2 separate regions of the Homo sapiens genome follow, and region 2 is linked to region 1. The links are chromatin loops, found by intact Hi-C in ENCODE. Cell type or tissue: sigmoid colon. All regions are shown on one strand. Each heading gives the region's core, and the rest is flanking DNA. Links, peaks and the distances in the headings are about the cores only.

What was found. Peaks named below come from ENCODE experiments on the same cell type or tissue, not always from the same donor. Only the 100,000 strongest peaks of a DNase experiment are listed, where the experiment ranks them.
Region 2: a loop joins it to region 1, with 2.0 times the contacts of the local background. A loop is called at or near these places in 4 of 110 quality-filtered maps.

The regions. Positions count from the first base shown.
Region 1 is chr11:45,175,934-45,184,263 of GRCh38, forward strand. PRDM11 (PR/SET domain 11) reads left to right here. Exons shown (of 8, transcript NM_001384648.1): 2 at 5,828-5,952; 3 at 6,313-6,416; 4 at 6,928-7,190. The coding sequence starts at 5,834. Among named protein-coding and RNA genes, the nearest start is that of PRDM11, 33 kb to the left of the region's middle. RefSeq lists an enhancer at 5,589-6,320. In sigmoid colon, for the core only: CTCF peaks have their summits at 4,323 and 7,239 (motif pointing right); DNase peaks (open chromatin) are centred at 1,258, 4,368, 4,728, 5,078 and 2 weaker places; H3K4me3 peaks cover 2,072 bases; H3K27ac peaks cover 262 bases.
Region 2 is chr11:45,335,576-45,343,905 of GRCh38, forward strand. No RefSeq gene overlaps it. Among named protein-coding and RNA genes, the nearest start is that of LINC02696, 16 kb to the right of the region's middle. RefSeq lists an enhancer at 4,483-4,777. In sigmoid colon, for the core only: CTCF peaks have their summits at 4,616 (motif pointing right) and 4,815; a DNase peak (open chromatin) is centred at 4,666; H3K27me3 peaks cover 421 bases.

The DNA of each region.
Region 1 (8,330 bases), core at 64-8,063:
GCATATTAGCCATCTATTGGTCTTTGCAGATTGCTTGTTCATGTTTTCTTTTTATCCATTTTTTTTTCTATTGAGGTAAGCATCTTCAGAGCATATATTTATAAAAAGTATTTATTAGGGGTATTCACTGCTTGTAAAGGCCCTCTTCTAATGTCAAACAATTTTTGGCCGGGTGTGGTAGCTCATGCCTGTAATCCCAGCACGGATCCCAGGGCAGATCACCTGAGGTCAGGAGTTCGAGACCAGTGTGGCCAACATGGTGAAACCCTGTCTCTACTAAAAAAATACAAAAAATTAGGCAGGTGTGGTGGCAGGTACCTGTAATCCCAGTTATTGGGGAGGCTGAGACAGGAGAATCGCTTGAACCCAGGAGGCAGAAGTTGCAATGAGCCGAGATCGTGCCATTGTACTCCAGCCTGATCGACAGAGCGAGACTCAATCTAAAAAAACAGAAATTTCACCACCATGTGCACATCTGATGTCTGTTATACTTTTAAATATTAATAAAATGAATGATAATATTTATAGGGTACTTACGATAGGTCAGGCATTATGCTGTGTTAAACAGCCCTATGAGATAGGTTCTGATATCAGTGCCACAGGACGGATGGGGAAACCAGGTAGGCGTGGTTAATGCAGTTTCTCAAGGTTACACAGTTTGTGAGTGGCTGTGCTGGTGTTAATTGATTAACAAAATACATGGTGACATAAGGTTTCTATGAATTCAATAACACTTTTAAATACATTTATCTTTTGTGTTCATCACAAAAGTATTCATTTGCAAATCTGTCTTATACATGTAAGTTTAAGGCATATATTTATGTTCTCTATAGGCATGCTTGCTGAGAATATAAATTCAATAACTCCCTATAATAATTCCAAGCCCTTGCCCACCTCTCACATGGTATACTGTTAAGGACTATGAGTTGGACCTTTTATTTTACAGGAAAGAGAAACTGAGGGCAAGGCAGAAACTTTATCAGGGTCACCTAAAAAACTGACAGCACAGCCAGAACTGAGACCCAGGGCTTGGGATTCCCAGCCCAAGTCAAGGTCAGCATGTGGCTTGGGCCAGCACCCTAACCTCATGTCCTTTTGGTATCAATGGGAACAACAGAGATGCTGTGGTAGGTACCAGAGTAAACCTTCTAGATTCTCATGGTGCCAGCCTCTAGGGAAACCAAGTGGGCACAGATCCCCAGTTCCCTGGCTACACTGGCTCCTGGGCATTCCAGGATCCTGGCACCCTGCCAAGGGTGAAAACAGAGCTGCAGACTCCTGGGCTGCATTCTGCCCCCTTCTTTTGGGTTTGCAGCTCACTGCTGGGTTTGCAACAAGCCTAATCTCTGCATGTGCAGACTTAGAGGAGCCAGCTGAGAGGGAGCATTGCCAGCAGCTTGGAATCCTCCATGAAGCCTGCCGACCCCCCTTCCCCCAAGACTTTTGCTGGGCAGGTAGGACTAGAGCATTCTTCAGAAAAGGCAACAGGGGCTTTACCTGGGCCAGGCCTTAGAGTGTCTGCTGAGATGGACTCAGTGAAGGACACCAGCACATGTTCTCCCTCTCTCTCTCCCCAGTGGAAGTTCATTTGGTCCTGCCACATCCCATCTTCTCCCTCCCTGTCCCTATGGCCTTTATCACAAGCACAAAAGTCTGTCTATTTCAAAGTAGAGATGTCTATGGGCCACTTGAGAGTTGGAATGCACATTAGTCCTTTGAGGCTTGATCCTGGTTCTCCGGGCAGCCAGCTCCAAGAGTAGAAAGAAATTATATGTGCATATAGTCAATAAATAGGTGTCAGATAATAAGGACTCGGTAACTCATTATGTTTCCCTTTATGCTTTGGCTGCCAGGAGGCTCAGAATTGAATGAAGAACTCAATCACTAACCCTTTTACAACAGATTCCCGGCATAACCAACACCCCTCTTTCTCCATGAGGCCTCTAACACTATCTCTGGTTGTTTCTTAACTGTCCTGTTTAGTATGTGTTTGTTTTATAAAACATTGCAAATCTTTTGTGTGGTGAAGGTGGGATGTGAGAGATAGGACATAAATGCAAATGGCCCACAGATGTCTCTACTTTGAGATACAAAGTAATACTTTGCCCACAGGGGGTGGTTTGCTGGGAATGATTTAAGACAGGAAAACGTTTATATGCCTCGGTCCTTCTCTTTCAATCTCCCTTCCCCTCCTCATCTTCTCTTTTCTCCCTTCTCTCCTCCTTCTCTCCCTGTCTTACCCTCCGTCCTTTATTCTCTTACTATTGCCTATCCTCCCTCCAAACCCCTTCCGCATCCCTCTGTGCCCTCCTCGTTTATTCCTAATGGGGACCACCTCCTCCTGGCAAGTATCAGTATTTCCATTTTGCAAAAGAAGACACTAAGGCCCTAGAAAGTGTAAGTGACGTGCCATGGCCACACTGATTATCCTCCCCAACTTATCGTCAGAATCCGGCTCTGAGTCTCATGAGTCTAATTCCATCCTACCCCCTAGTGCTCCATCCTACCCCCCAGTGCACCTCTGCACCCTTCAGTGCCCACCCTGCCAGCATCTCTCACTACCTGCTCTGCCTGGCGGAGATCACTGGAAGAGAGCTCCATAGGGAATCAAACCCCCACCCTGTTTTTCCTGCTGACGTCTCTTTCAGAGTTGAGATTCCCAATGGGACCAGTGGGACACATCAGAGGGACCAGTGAGATATGAAGGGGAACATTTGGTGAATATTTACTGAGAATATGCTGTGTGCTGGGCAAAGTGGAGAGTCAGCCAAGCAAGGTTCTCAGGGTGCAAAATTGAAAGAGGTTCTCACTCTCAGGTGCCAGTCCTGCAAGCGTATGACCCTCAGAGTGAAAGCCTCCTAGTACCTGGCTTGTCTTTCCCTAGTCTTGGCCCTGGTGCCAGGCACTGTTACAGGTGCTGGCAGTTCAATGGTGGCCTGCACCCTGTCCTCGGGGAGCTTACAGTCTATTAAGGGAAACAGATATTAATCAAGTAATCCTGCTAACAAAAGACGGTTATACATGTCACACTGCCATGAAGTGTGACATGGGGCTAGGAGAGGGTGTTTTTGGTGGCAGTTGGAGGGGGGCAGTGAGGTCTGAAGTCTGGATAGGAGTTCCCCAGGTGTTCTGCAGGCTAGGACTCAGCAAGTTCACAGGCCCCATGGCAGGATGGAGAATGGCATACAGGTGGGGCTTGTGGAGGGCAGAGGGGCCAGAGCAAGGGAGCCCCATGCAAAGCAGTCCTCAGCAGTCCGTTCCAATAAAGCGTCAGAGTTTCCAAATGACTGACTTAAAAAAAATAAATCCCAGCCAATGGAGAGAATTTGAAGCCACCCCTTGATGATGTCACTAGCACTCATCTTCCTGATCAGCATTCTTTAGTGGGATGTGCAGAGACTGGCCCCTCCACACTCGTCTGTGTCCACGGAATACAGCTATGTCTGTGATAGAATCTATTATTAGCCACATTTTCTAGATGAAGAAATGAGAACACAGAGAAGTTAGATAACCTGCTGTATTAGTCATCTCAGGCTGCCATGACAAAATACCGTAGATGGGGGTGCTTAAACAACAGCCATTTATTTCTCACGGTTTTAGAGCCTAGGAAGTCCAAGATCAGAATGCCAGCCTATTGGTTCCTGGTGGTGGCACTCCGCCTTGTGGATGGCTGCCTTCTGGATGTGTCCTCATGGTGGAGAGGGCCCTGGTGTGTCTTCCTCTCCTTATAAGGGCACCTAACCCTTATGACCTCAATTAATCTTGATCACCTCCTCACAGCCCCATCTGCAAATACAGATACTCTGGGGCTGAGGGCTTCAACATATGAAGGGGAGTGGGGTCCATAACACCTGCCCAGGATCACACCGCCCATCAGTGGGATTTGAACTCAGGCACTGCCTGTCCAGTGCCCAGGCACCTAACCACTGAGGCTCCACCCCAGGATGTATGGTGGGGGGTACTGCCCATCCCAGTGAGAGTTCCTCAGGGCAGCAGGTGTTCAGGGATCCTTCACAAATCCACAGGGCCTTGCTCCCACCTGGCAGCTGGACTTCTGAGCTGGGACCTGAACCCACTTAAGGGTGATCCCAGCGATTGTTCGGTAGAGGACTGGACTGAGGATACTGCATGGTGAAGCCAACTTGAAACACTTGAATCTGGGGGTTCAGCCAGTTTCCAATTTACTAAGCAGCCATCGGGTGTGGTCTGCATGACCTTCGGCAAGTCGCTTGACATCTTCCAGGCCCCAATTCCTGCGCCCTCACAGGAGGCAGGGGGCCATCCCACAGGCTTTGAGGTCGGTCGAGCACCCAGCGGGGAGTCCCTGGCATAACGCAGCCAGGAGGCAGTAGAGTGGCAGGCGCCCCAGGCGGTGCAGGTGCGGCCGCGGCTGAGCGAGCGGGTGTCCGGTGTCCGCACGGGTGGCAGCGCAGGCCCTGTCGTCGCCGCCACACCAAGGCAGCTCGGAGGCTGGGGACACCCGCCCGGCCTCCGCGGCGCTGTCGCCCAGCCCTGGCACCCCCCGGGCCGAGTGCGCATCGGGCCCCGTGGGAGGCCCTGGAATGCGTCCACCGCCTGACCCGGAGCGACCCCCCGCGGCGCCCTCTCCCACCGCCCCGCCCGGGCGCCCGCTTCCTCCCGCTCCCTGCGCGCCCCCCTCCCGGCCGCCAGCCAACTGCGTGCCCCCAGGGCCGGCAAGAAGCCACATGCCCCCGCAAGGAATGCCGGGCCTGGCGGGCGGGGGGCGGGCGCTGGGCAGGGCCGGGCGGGCCGGGCCGGGCAGGGAGCTCCCCGCCGGGAAGGCTGGCGAGAGGGGGAGAGCCCGCCCGCGCCCGCCCCGGCCGCAGCCTACACCGGCCCGAGACGGGGCGGCCACGGGGCAGGGGGCGGCGCGCCCGGCCTGGGCAGCCCTCCCCTTCCCCACCGCGCGCCCCCGGCCCTGCTGGCTCGGAGGAGGGGGCAGGCCGTCACGTTTCCCCGCACCCCTCCCAGTCGCCGCCGCCGGCTTTGGGGCCCCGGTGGGGAGCAGGGGGCTGATTAGCCGAGGAGCAGGGGTGTGGCCAGCGGGGCCCCGGGTAGTGAGTCACACACGCCGCTCGCCCAGTCCCAGGGCCCAGCGCCGTCCCAGCCCCAGGCTGCGTGCCACCCTCGCCCCGAAGAGTGTCCCCGGGCTTGGCATGAGGACCCCGGGGTGCCGAGGGAGGGGCTGAAGCCCGGCGCGGTGGTGGAGGGCGGTAAGCGGCGGGCTGGGGAGTGTCCCCTTGAGAGAGTCGGGTGGGGCTGGAGCCCTGGCTGGCCCTCGCCAGCGCCCCCAGGCCCTGCCTGTACCTGCTCTGAGCTGGCAAAGGGGCCTGGCTGCGCTCCCGGCAGTCCCAGGGTGAGGGGCTGCCCTGCCAGGCGCTGAGGGCCCGTTCGGTCTGCCCACTACCCCTTGGCCCAAGTTGGGCTTGAGTTGTGAACCCTCCCTTCTCCCCTTTGCAGTTTTGCGCCCAGGCTCATGTGGGATCCTCCTGCCCTTTGCCCTTTGGTCTAGGGGTCCAGGCTATGCTTCCCAGCGCGGCCTCCTGGCCTGAGCTGCTCTAGGCTCCTGACCCCATGGGGCTGGTGGCTCCAGTCGTCCCCAGGACCAGCCCGGGATAGAAACGGCATTTCCTCTTGGCCGGGCTACAGCTGTTTTTGTTGTCTGTGTTCTCAAGTGCTTCCTCTGGGGATGGCAGGGAGGGTAACCAGACTCCGCGAGACCCCCACTTGCCCTCTCCGCCGCTCACTCCTCTTCCCCTGTTTCTTTGATCCTCTTCCTGTGCTGGTCCCACCTCCTGCGTCCCAGGACAGAATGACCGAGAACATGAAGGAGTGCTTGGCCCAGACCAATGCAGCCGTGGGGGATATGGTGACGGTGGTGAAGACGGAGGTCTGCTCACCACTCCGAGACCAGGAGTATGGCCAGCCCTGGTGAGGCCCCTGTGTGGGAACTGGAGAGGGAGAAGTGGGAGTGGGAGGTGCCTGGGCTCGGTTGGTTGGGAACCCTGGGAAACGTTCTCACTCCTTGCCCACCTTCCCTAACCCTGCTCCCGGCAGCTCCTGGGCGCAGGCTCTAGAAAAATCCAAGCAGTGGCCTAGGGAGGTCTGTGCTCGCATCTCAATCCTCCAGTTTTTCCACCACCTCCTGCACTGAACAGCAGGCTGGCTGGGACTCCTCTGCCCACCCCACATCTTCTCGGTCTCCTGGCCAGGTCCCCAGCTTTTGTCCCCACTGGGCTCTCACTCTCTGATGACTTCTTTGCTTTCTTTGCGGGCCTCTGCCCTGGCCAGCTCTAGGAGACCGGACTCCTCGGCCATGGAAGTTGAGCCCAAGAAACTGAAGGGGAAGCGCGACCTCATCGTGCCCAAAAGCTTCCAGCAAGTGGACTTCTGGTGTAAGTGGAGCTTGGGGCTCTGGGCTGCTCCTCCCTTCACCCCCATCGCCCCATTCCTGGCTAGGGAATTCACAACAATGCTACTAAGATAGGTCCTCACCTGCAATATACCAGGCCCAGGTCCAGGCCTTGGTTCGTCATCATCATTAGCCATCCAAATGGCTATTGTTAGCCCCATTTTCCAGATAGCACACTGAGTCTTGGTGAGGGTTAAGTATCCCACGCCTCGAGTCCTCTGGCCCAAAGGGGTACAGTTGCACTTGGACTCCAAAGCCATGCTCTTTCTTCCAGTTTTTTAAAACTTGAGACAAAGGTAGCTGCTGGCCTCCTTGACGTAGGCAGGCCTGTTCTTGGAGCCCCCAGGGAGAGTATGGGTTATTGCTACCGATGACCCTGGGGCCTGCAGCTGGCTGTCCATGAGTGGGCCTCCTGTCAGCCCCTCTACCTCCCCCATGGGGGTCTTACCTCCCTGCAACAACTGAGGCCCTCCCTTCTCTTTCCATCCCTCCAGTCTGTGAGTCCTGCCAGGAGTACTTCGTGGATGAATGCCCAAACCATGGCCCCCCGGTGTTTGTGTCTGACACACCGGTGCCCGTGGGCATCCCAGACCGGGCGGCGCTCACCATCCCACAGGGCATGGAGGTGGTCAAGGACACTAGTGGAGAGAGTGACGTGCGATGTGTAAACGAGGTCATCCCCAAGGGCCACATCTTCGGCCCCTATGAGGGGCAGATCTCCACCCAGGACAAATCAGCTGGCTTCTTCTCCTGGCTGGTGAGTGTGCCCTGGGCTATTCATGGGAGAGGTTGCCAAGAAACATGGAAGGAAACCACCAGGGGGAGCCATACTGGCCCAGCTTGGCCCCAGAACTTTTCTACCATCGCTTCTGGACCTGTCGATGATGGATCTTGCTGTCCCCTGGCCCCGGCTGAGTGGCTGCAACGCTTGGTGTCCAAGGGCAATGCTGAGAGCACCCACCTGGCAGTAGTCAGCAGATCAGGAAATCACCAAGCAGAACTCAGGGCAATTTCCCCATGAATCCTCATGTGTGTGTCTGGTGGACCATTGGGCAGTATTGAACCAACCGATCTTCTAGAGTGGGTGACTCGGAGCTGGCCTTTGGGGATGCAGAGCATGACTTCCCACTTCCAAACCAGTAATATCAGGCTCTGGGCTAGGTGCTGGGGGTAAACCCTTCAACAAGACAGACATGGTTCCTGCCCTCAGGGAGCAGACGATCTGGTAGGAAGACAGGCATTGAACAAGCAGGTACACATGTGATATCAGTTGCAACACAGGGTACTATCAATAGATGGGTTGCAAAGATGAGGAAGAGGGGTTTTCAAGGGTATGAGGAGGAAGGGTTACCAAAGCAACTTTAAGGAATCATGCTTGAGCTACTAGACAGAGATAGGGGAGGGTGGGGTAATAGAGAAAAGCATTCTAGAGGGTAAGAAGATCCTTATTCACTACAAAAACACTTCTTGAGTATCTCCTTTGTGCCAGGCACTGGGCTGGCCCTGGAAATACAGTGGTGGGCCAGATAAGGCAATCAGATAAATCCTGCCTTCATGGAGTTCTCTGTGGGAAAGATAGAATTAATCAAAGACTAAGACAAATCCATGTCAAATAATAACTCTGAGGGTGATGGAGAAACAGTGAGACTGGGAAAAAGTGAACAACCAGGGGAGGTAATATGGGTAGAGGTCAGAGAAGCCTTCCTGCTAGTTGAGCTGTGATTGAAGGAGGTGAATGCCTACCAGGTGAAGATTGGAGAGGTGCATCCAGATGCCTTGGACAGCAAGAGCAAAGGCCCTGTGGCAGGAGAGCATGGTACATCTGAGCTACTGGATGAAGGTCAGTGTGCCTGGAGTGCAGCACACACAGGGGCCTGGAGATGATGGAGGCTTGATT
Region 2 (8,330 bases), core at 34-8,033, 160 kb after region 1:
GGTGCAAGAAGGCTGGGAGCCTGGACCTGCTGGAAGGCACAGAGGCAGGGGTGCTGGGTGTTCTGGGAAATTGGGAGGAGTTTTGACTTCAGTCCCAAACATCATGAGTGTCAGTTAACAGGTGGAAGCAGCAGAGGGCTCTCTGAACAGCTCTGCAGAGAGTGGGGGCATTTTAAGGGCTTGGCTGACTCTGTTGTCCAGGTCTGTCCTGGTCTGAGTACCATTTAAGCTTGATTCTGTGGTCCCCCCAAAAAAGTCCATTAAGTATTTAATAAATACATTTTAATAGATCTCTGTCAGCATGAACTTGCTAATGTGGACTCTGTTGCCTGCAACCAAGGACCTTGGCCTTAACCACACATAAAGCATTAGATCAGTTCCTGGCACGTGGCAAATCCTCACTATATATTAGCTACCATTCTGTATTATTTGAATGCTCTACAAAGAGATGGTACATCTGCTCTTATTTAGCAAGCATAGGTGTTAGAGTTCATCAATTTCTTTCAAAAGGAAGTGAACGCGCACATTACTCTCCCCTGGGAGTGCAAAACTCAATCCTGCCAACTCAAGGTAAACTGTCACTGTCAGGTGCTCTCAAGCTCTGTCAATTAAGGCTCCTTCCCCTCTGTCCTCTCCAGGCATTGGTGGTGTGAGGGGCACTCCCCTTCCCCTCATCTAGTTCCCTCCTACGGAGCATCCGAGGTTGATGTAATTTGCCAGGCCTGTGTATTGATGTCTGATATCATCTGCATTCACTGCTGTCACAGCCACTGCCACTCTGTCTTCCCTCATCAGGTACCTAAGCGTCTGCACCCCCTGCGTCCCATTGCTAGGCCTCTCCAGGTTCACCCACCAGCTTTCTGCCATTTCTATCCCTCCTTGAGGATTTGGGGATGTGAGTGTTTGAGGCCCTCTCATTAACAGGTCCATCACAGGAGTCCTCACCTGGCACAGTGTGGTGGCACAGTGTCCACCACAGCTTTTCCTGGGCAGAGAGGCGCAGGTCTCCTCTGCTTCACTGTCTCCCACCCACCCGCATCCCAGGCTTTCTCACAGGTCCCTGGCATCTGTGGGTTCTAGTTCCAACCCTTCGATCCTCCTTCCACCTCCCAAAACTGAACTTTTGTCTCCTTTTGAGTAGGAACTTTATTCATTTACTATTGAATATTCTTTCCTACTCTATGGTGTGGTATAAAATCTATGCTGTCAGTCCCCCAGACTACCTTTTTTACCTTAAAAAACATGTTTTCTTCTCAAGAACAAAGTCCTGGCTTTTTCTAAATGTATTCAAGAATTTCTTCACCAAATATTGTTGGAACACTTGCTGGGGGGGGGCAGACACTCTCTGGGTTGTACGGACAGACAGACAGTTGCCTTCCAGTTGGGGAGATGGGCGATAATCATATGCAAAAGTCAATTGCCTAATTTCTTTTTTTTTTTTTTTTTTTTGAGACAGAGTCTCGCTCTGCCGCCCAGGCTGTAGTGCAGTGGCGCTATCTCGGCTCACTACAAGCTCCGCCTCCCGGGTTCATGCCATTCTCCTGCCTCAGCCTCCTGAGTAGCTGGGACTACAGGTGCCCGCCAACACGCCTGGCTAATTTTTTGTATTTTTTTTAGTAGAGACAGGGTTTCACCGTGTTAGCCAGGATGGTCTTGATCTCCTGACCTCGTGATCTGCCCGCCTTGGCCTCCCAAAGTGCTGGGATTACAGACGGCCGTCAATTGCCTAATTCTTTTCTTTCTTTTCTTTTTTTTTTTTTTTTTTTTTTTGAGACAGGGTCTCACTCCTTCACCCAGGCTGGAGTACAGGGAATGGCATCATCATATAGTTCACTCATAGCCTTGAACTCCTGGGCTCAAGCCATCCTCCTCCCTCAGCCTCCCAATCAGCTAGGACTACCTGTAGGTACGTGCCACCACACTTGGATAACTTTTATTTTATTTTATTTTATCTTATTTTATTTTATATTGTGTAGAGATGGGGTCTTGTTCTGTTGCCCAGGCTGGTCTCAAACTCCTAGCCTCAAGTGATTCTTTAGCCTTGGCCTCCCAAAGTGCTGGTATTACAGGTGTGAGCTGTGGTGCCCAGCCACCTATTTATTTTCAATAGAGCGAATGCTTTGCTGGAGTATTAAGTATAAACTATACTTTATATTCAATATTCCAGCAAAGTATTTTATATTGAGTATAAAATGCTGAGTATCAATTTTATATTGAGTATAAAAAGGGGTAAAGTGACAGAGCGCTGGGCAGTGGGAAGGGGTAGTTATGAAACAGACTCACTGTGCGCTAGTTACCACTTCAACCCACTTGATCTTGGGTTGCACGTTCACTACTTGCCCAAGTTCTGTGAAACAGAACACTGAAATACACAAGTTACATGAGGAAATACACAAGTTATTACTTATAGATAGTCAGCAAGGGACAGCAGCAGCCTAGAATTCATGAGTATCAGTCTCCAAGCCTCAGGAAAGCTGCCCAGATGGAGTCTTGTCTGCACATGCCCCACTTGCACCACAGCTGCGGAGCCCTGAAGGCAACCAGCCCTGGGTTTTAGACCACGGGGTACAGGACTTGCTGGGTCAACGCATTGAAGGACACCTTGTTTCTAATAGTGACTGAAGCAGAGCCTGGCCTGCTCAGACCAGTCCCGCCCTATTCCAGATGTTGCATTTCCAGCACATTACACAGCGATTCTTGGGAGCTATGACAGAAAAGAGGGAGAACTGGGTCGGTCCACAGCCATCCAGAGAATGGTCTTGCAGTAGTGCTGCATTGAGTCAGATATCCAGGAAGGCCTGGTAGACATTTGAACCCCAATCTAAGTGCCAAGAAGAATCCCCCGGAGAGGGATCAGGTCAATGCCTCCAAATGGAACAGCAAGAGCAAGAGCCCCGAGAAAGAAATGAGCTTGGCCTTGGTCACAGATAAGAAAGAAGGCCAGCGGGTTTATTGAATGGTGAAAAGAGAGTGAGCAAAGATGACCTCAATGGGTCACTGGGCCAGATTTCGCAGCACCCTTTTAGCATGCATGGAAGCTGTGGATTGTTTTGTTAAACCCTAGAAGATTGAAGTAGAGAAGTTATTTGCATTTTAAGAAAATCATTTTAATTATAGAAAAATGGTTGATTATAAGAGGGCAAAAAAGCATGGGCGAGCAGGGAAAAGGTAACTCTAGGAGGCCACACGGGTGATGAGGGTAGCCCGAACTTAGAGGGTAAAGATGGTGAGATGTGGACCATTCTGGATACATTGTAGGGGAAGGATTGAAGGGACTGCTGCTGGGCTGATTAGGCGGTGGTGAGATGCAGAGGCAGGAGAGGCTGAGGAAGCTTAAACCCCTGCATACTGTCTGGAATGACTGAGCCAGTTCTACAGAAGTGGCAACACTTAGACATTAGCCCAAATGCACTTCCTATATAAAAGCCCTGTGTGTGCTTCCTGTGTGCTGTGTGTGTGCTCTTCACATGCGTGTGTGTGTGTGTTTTTCAGCTAGCAGATTCACCTACTCTCATCCTCTCTCACTAGAATGTTCCAGTGCCCAGCAGGTTGAGCAGGGAGCAGAGGGGTGGAGTAGTACTCATCTCTGGCCAAATCGGCACAGGCTCACCCATTACACTGTTTACTAACATCTGCACTTACAGGGTCCTTGCCATGTGCCACATGCTGTTCAAAGTGGCCTACCAATATTAACACACGTAATCCTCAGAACAGCCCTAGGAAATAAGTGCTATTATAAATCCTCATTTTACAGGTAGGGAAACTGAGATTCCAAAAGATGAGGTGGGAGGCCGAAGGTCACATAGCTCATAGGCAGCAGAGACAGGATTTGAACCCAGGGTATATGATGTCAGAGGCCAGGCTTATCAATCACCTATTCCAGGGATGGCAAGGGAATACAGGCAGGAAAGAAAACCACCTAGCATGTCTTCTTTTCAATGCCTCTAAATGTGAAAGCACTTAGCAAAGTGCTGGCACATAGTAGGTGCTCAATGCATAACAATAATACATTTTATTAATATCCAGGGACCAGGCAGGTTATGTCCCTCCTGTGCACCCATGCCCTGTGGGAGGCAGAATATGCGAGTTGGAAAAAAATTGATCCACATCAGATGCCAAGCCGTCAAAAATAACTGGCAGGAGAGGAGAGACCAGGCAGAGCATGTATCTCTGATTCCCTTCGCTTGTTGTCACACTATTACAGTTAAAGAGTGAACACTTCACAAGAAAAAGAGCATACGTCTGCCCACGGGTTTCTAGATTTACATCCTTTTCACTTATTGGAAAGAGAAAAAAAATAGGACCAGATGTTAAAAGCATGAAAAAAAATTAAAAAGCAAGAAATTTGAGGGGGAGGGGAATCAGACTGGCAGCTCCATGGGAACCGAAACATGCAAATGACGTGCAGCCTGTTTTAATGATCTGACACCCCCGAACTGGAATTGATTACTGCTGTTGGGAGGAGAAAATGGATCGGCAAAGTGTGATCATGCAAACTTCAGAGGGATATTCAATCCCAAACACCGAAGTGAGGGAAGGGCTGGGAGATGCCCTCGTGGGAGAGAAAGCCGGCCACGCCTTCCAGTTCCAGCCTCTCGTTGATAGCCTTGTAATGACAACACGCGCCACCAGGGGGCGACCAACGTCTCGCACCAGGAAGACGGGGCTGTAGGGAGGGGCGTGGCAAAATGAGAGGCACAGGGCTGGCCCCATTCAGAGGAAGGAGAAGAGAAATCCAGCCACACCGGAGGGGCAGCTCCGGACCCGCTCAGGCTGCCCCAAGCGGCGCTCCCTTCACTCAGCAGGACTTGAGCAAGGCCAGCTGGAGTGGAAACCAAGCCTTGGAAGAGGAACCGTAAAAAAAGAACCTTGCTGGGCCAGAATTAGACACTTCAACTCAGCGTCCCCAGAAGGGAATTTTTGATCAGTAATTGCTGCCCATGAGAATTGGTTTTCTGGGAATGACAGGCTCATTAAGGAGGGAATAGAGACGATGTCCTAAATCAAGGGTCGGCAAACTTATCTGTAAAGGGACAGCTAGCACATATTTTATGCTTTGCGGGTTCTCAGGCCCTGTTGAAACTGCTGAAATAGCGTGCAGTTAGCCACAGACGATCTGTAAATGAATAAGCATGTCTGTGTTCCACTAAAAGTTTATTTATGGACAATAAAATTTGAATTTCCCTGTTAAAAGAATAAAAAGACAAGCCACAGACTGGGGAAAAAATAGTTGCAAAGCACGTTGGATAAAGAATTGGTATCTAAAACATACAAAGAAGCCTTAAAACTCAACGATAAGAAAACAAACAACCCAATTAAAAATGAGCAAAAGATCTGGACAGACACCTCACCAAAGAAGATATATAGATGGGAATTAACTATATGAAAAGATGCTCAACATTGTTTGTCATTGCAAATTAATTGCAAATTAAAAGCAACAATAAGAAACATTCTATGCCTAAAATCCAAAACGCTGACAAAACCGAATGCTAGTGAGGATGTGGAGCAACAGGAACTTTCATGTATTGCTGATGGGAATGCAAAGTGGTACTGCCATTTTAGAAGACAGTTTGGTGGTTTCTTAAACATACCCCTACCATATGATTCAGCAATCTCCCTCCTTGTATTTATCCAAAGGAGTTAAAAACTTGTGCACACAAAGCCTGCATGCAAATATTTATAGCAGCTTTATTCATAACGATCAAAACATGGAAACAATTGATGTCCTTCAATGAGTAAATGGGCAAACTGTGATATATTCAGACAATGGAATATTATTCAGTGCTAAAAAGACATGGAAGAACTTTAAATGCATATTACTGAGTGAAAGAAGCCAGTCTGAAATGGCTACATACTGTATGATTCCAACTACATGACATTCTGGAAGAGGCAAAACTATACAAACAGCAAAAAGATCAATGGTTGCCAGGGGTTAGCGGGAGAACTGAATAGACGCAAGCAGCTGGGCAGGGCTGTCGCTTGTGGGGTAGGACACCTGGTGGTTATGGCGAGGGCCTCGGCATGTCACAGTCTGGGTTTACGTTCTGGCTCTGCCATTTTCTAGCTAACCTTGGGTAAGCTAGATAACCTTGCTGTGCCTGCATTTTCTCACATGAAAATGGAATCGTAAGCAATCAGCTTCAAAGAGTTGTGAAGATTACATGAGAAAAGACCTGTTAAGTGCTTGTAATAGTGATTCATACACAGAAAGAAGTTGATACATGCTAGCAATTTTTATTACCAGGATGGGAAAGAGGGTGTTGCTGGAGGGAAGGCCTGCCAGGACAATGCTGAACACGACCCCGTGCATAGTTTATTTTTTTTTGAGATGGAGTTTTGCTCTTGTCGCCCAGGCTGGAGTGCAGTGGCGCGATCTCAGCTCACTGCAACCTCCGCCTCCCGGGTTCAGGCGATTCTCCTGCCTCAGCCTCCCGAGTAACTGGGATTGCAGTCGTCTGCCAACATGCCTGGCTAATTTTTTGTATTTTTTTTTTTTTTTTTTTTTTAGTAGAGATGGGGTTTCGCCATGTTGGGCAGGCTGGTCTCGAACTCCTGACCTCAGGTGATCCACCCACCTCGGCCTCCCAAAGTGCTGGGATTACAGGCATGAGCCACCGCGCCCTGCCCTAGTGCACATTAAGGAGCTGGAAGGGGAGTTGCGCTGCAGGTGAGAGAACCATGACTTTATATTCCAGAGTTGTTGATGCTGTCTATGTCCCCGTGTCCTCTGAGTTTCTAGGGCTCGGGGGCTGCCTTTCATCTTGAATCCTGCTTAGCTGAGGTTTCACCGTAAGACCGGGTCCAGGAAGCTAGAATCAGTTATGAGGTTCTGGAATTCTTGTTGCAAGAGGAAAAACAAACCCAGATTTGTTTGAGCCCATGTTGAGCTGGCTCTTCTGTTATTTGCACTGAGCAAGAGGGAAGGATGGCTTTCTGAAGCCAGGAAATAAAGCCACGGCCAAGGCAGGAAGGGTCCAGATGAGGGAGGTCAGAGGGTCACAGCAAGGCAGGCACAGGCAGGGCTCCCGGAGCTGACCCCATGAACACTGACTGTGCACTGGGTTGTGTTCTCTTGCACAGCCTGCTGCCCTGTAGTGGTCCAGGGACAGGCTCTCTAGTTTATTTTTCATTAAAAATGACTTTTATAGAATGTTTTGATTTCAAAAGCAATATCTGGTCTCTGGAGAAAAACTAGAAAATGTAGACAAGCAAAGCAAAGAGAAGAAAATAAAAATACATCCACTATCCTAATCCTGAGCAATAACTACTCTTTTTTCTTTTTTGGAGTTGAAGTCTCATTCTGCCGCTGATCTAGGCTCACTGCAACCTCTGCCTCCCGGGTTCAAGCGATTCTTCTGCCTCAGCCTCCCAAGTAGCTAGGACTACAGGTGCACACCATCATACCCTGCTAATTTTTTGTATTTTAGTAGAGACAGGGTTTCACCATGTTGCCCAGGCTGGTCTCAAACTCCTGACCTCAGGCAATCCACCTTCCTTGGCCTCCCAAAGTGCTAGGATTTCAGGTGTGAGCCACTGCACCCAGCCAGTAACTGCTCTTTATACTTGTTCAGTGTCCATCCGGCTTTTTCCTAGGAGTGCAATATATTTATAGCATCATTTAATAAAATTAAATTTTATACCACATACCTATATAACCTTTTAAAAACTCAATTGGCATTATATCATTAATATCTTTTCATGTCAATACTCTACAATCTGGGTTTTAATGATTATGTAATATTCCATTGTATGGGCATGCAAGTACTTTAATTTACCAATCCCTTACTATTGGACATTTAGGCTGTTTTCCAATTTTCACTACTCTAAACAACTGTGACGAACATCCTTTTGCATAATTACTTATCCACATTCTCATTTTCTTACCTGGGTTACATTTCCAAAGGTAGGATTACCTCATCAAAGGATATGCACATTTTTAAGGCTTTGATGCACATTGCTTCACTAACCTCAGGAAAAGTAGTGATAAATTATACCCCAGGGATGGCTATTGTCCCCAGGGACAATGCTGATCTTTATATGCAGGGTCTAGAGCAAAGCATTGCATATAATAAGAGCTGATTAAATATGCATAGATTGTAATTTGAGCATAATAAATCCAGACTCTTTCAAGCACACTATCTGCAGTTCTTCTGTCTGCTGTTAGCCCTCCAAGAGACAGAGTAAAGAATTGTTCATAAAAATGAGAGAAAGGTAAGGGATGATGAAAAGAAAGTGGAACAATATCTCAGGGGAGTGTGCCATTTAATAATACCCTAGGTCATTACACAGCACTTTCACTGAAATATAGGTGTTAATGGCCCACTTATGAA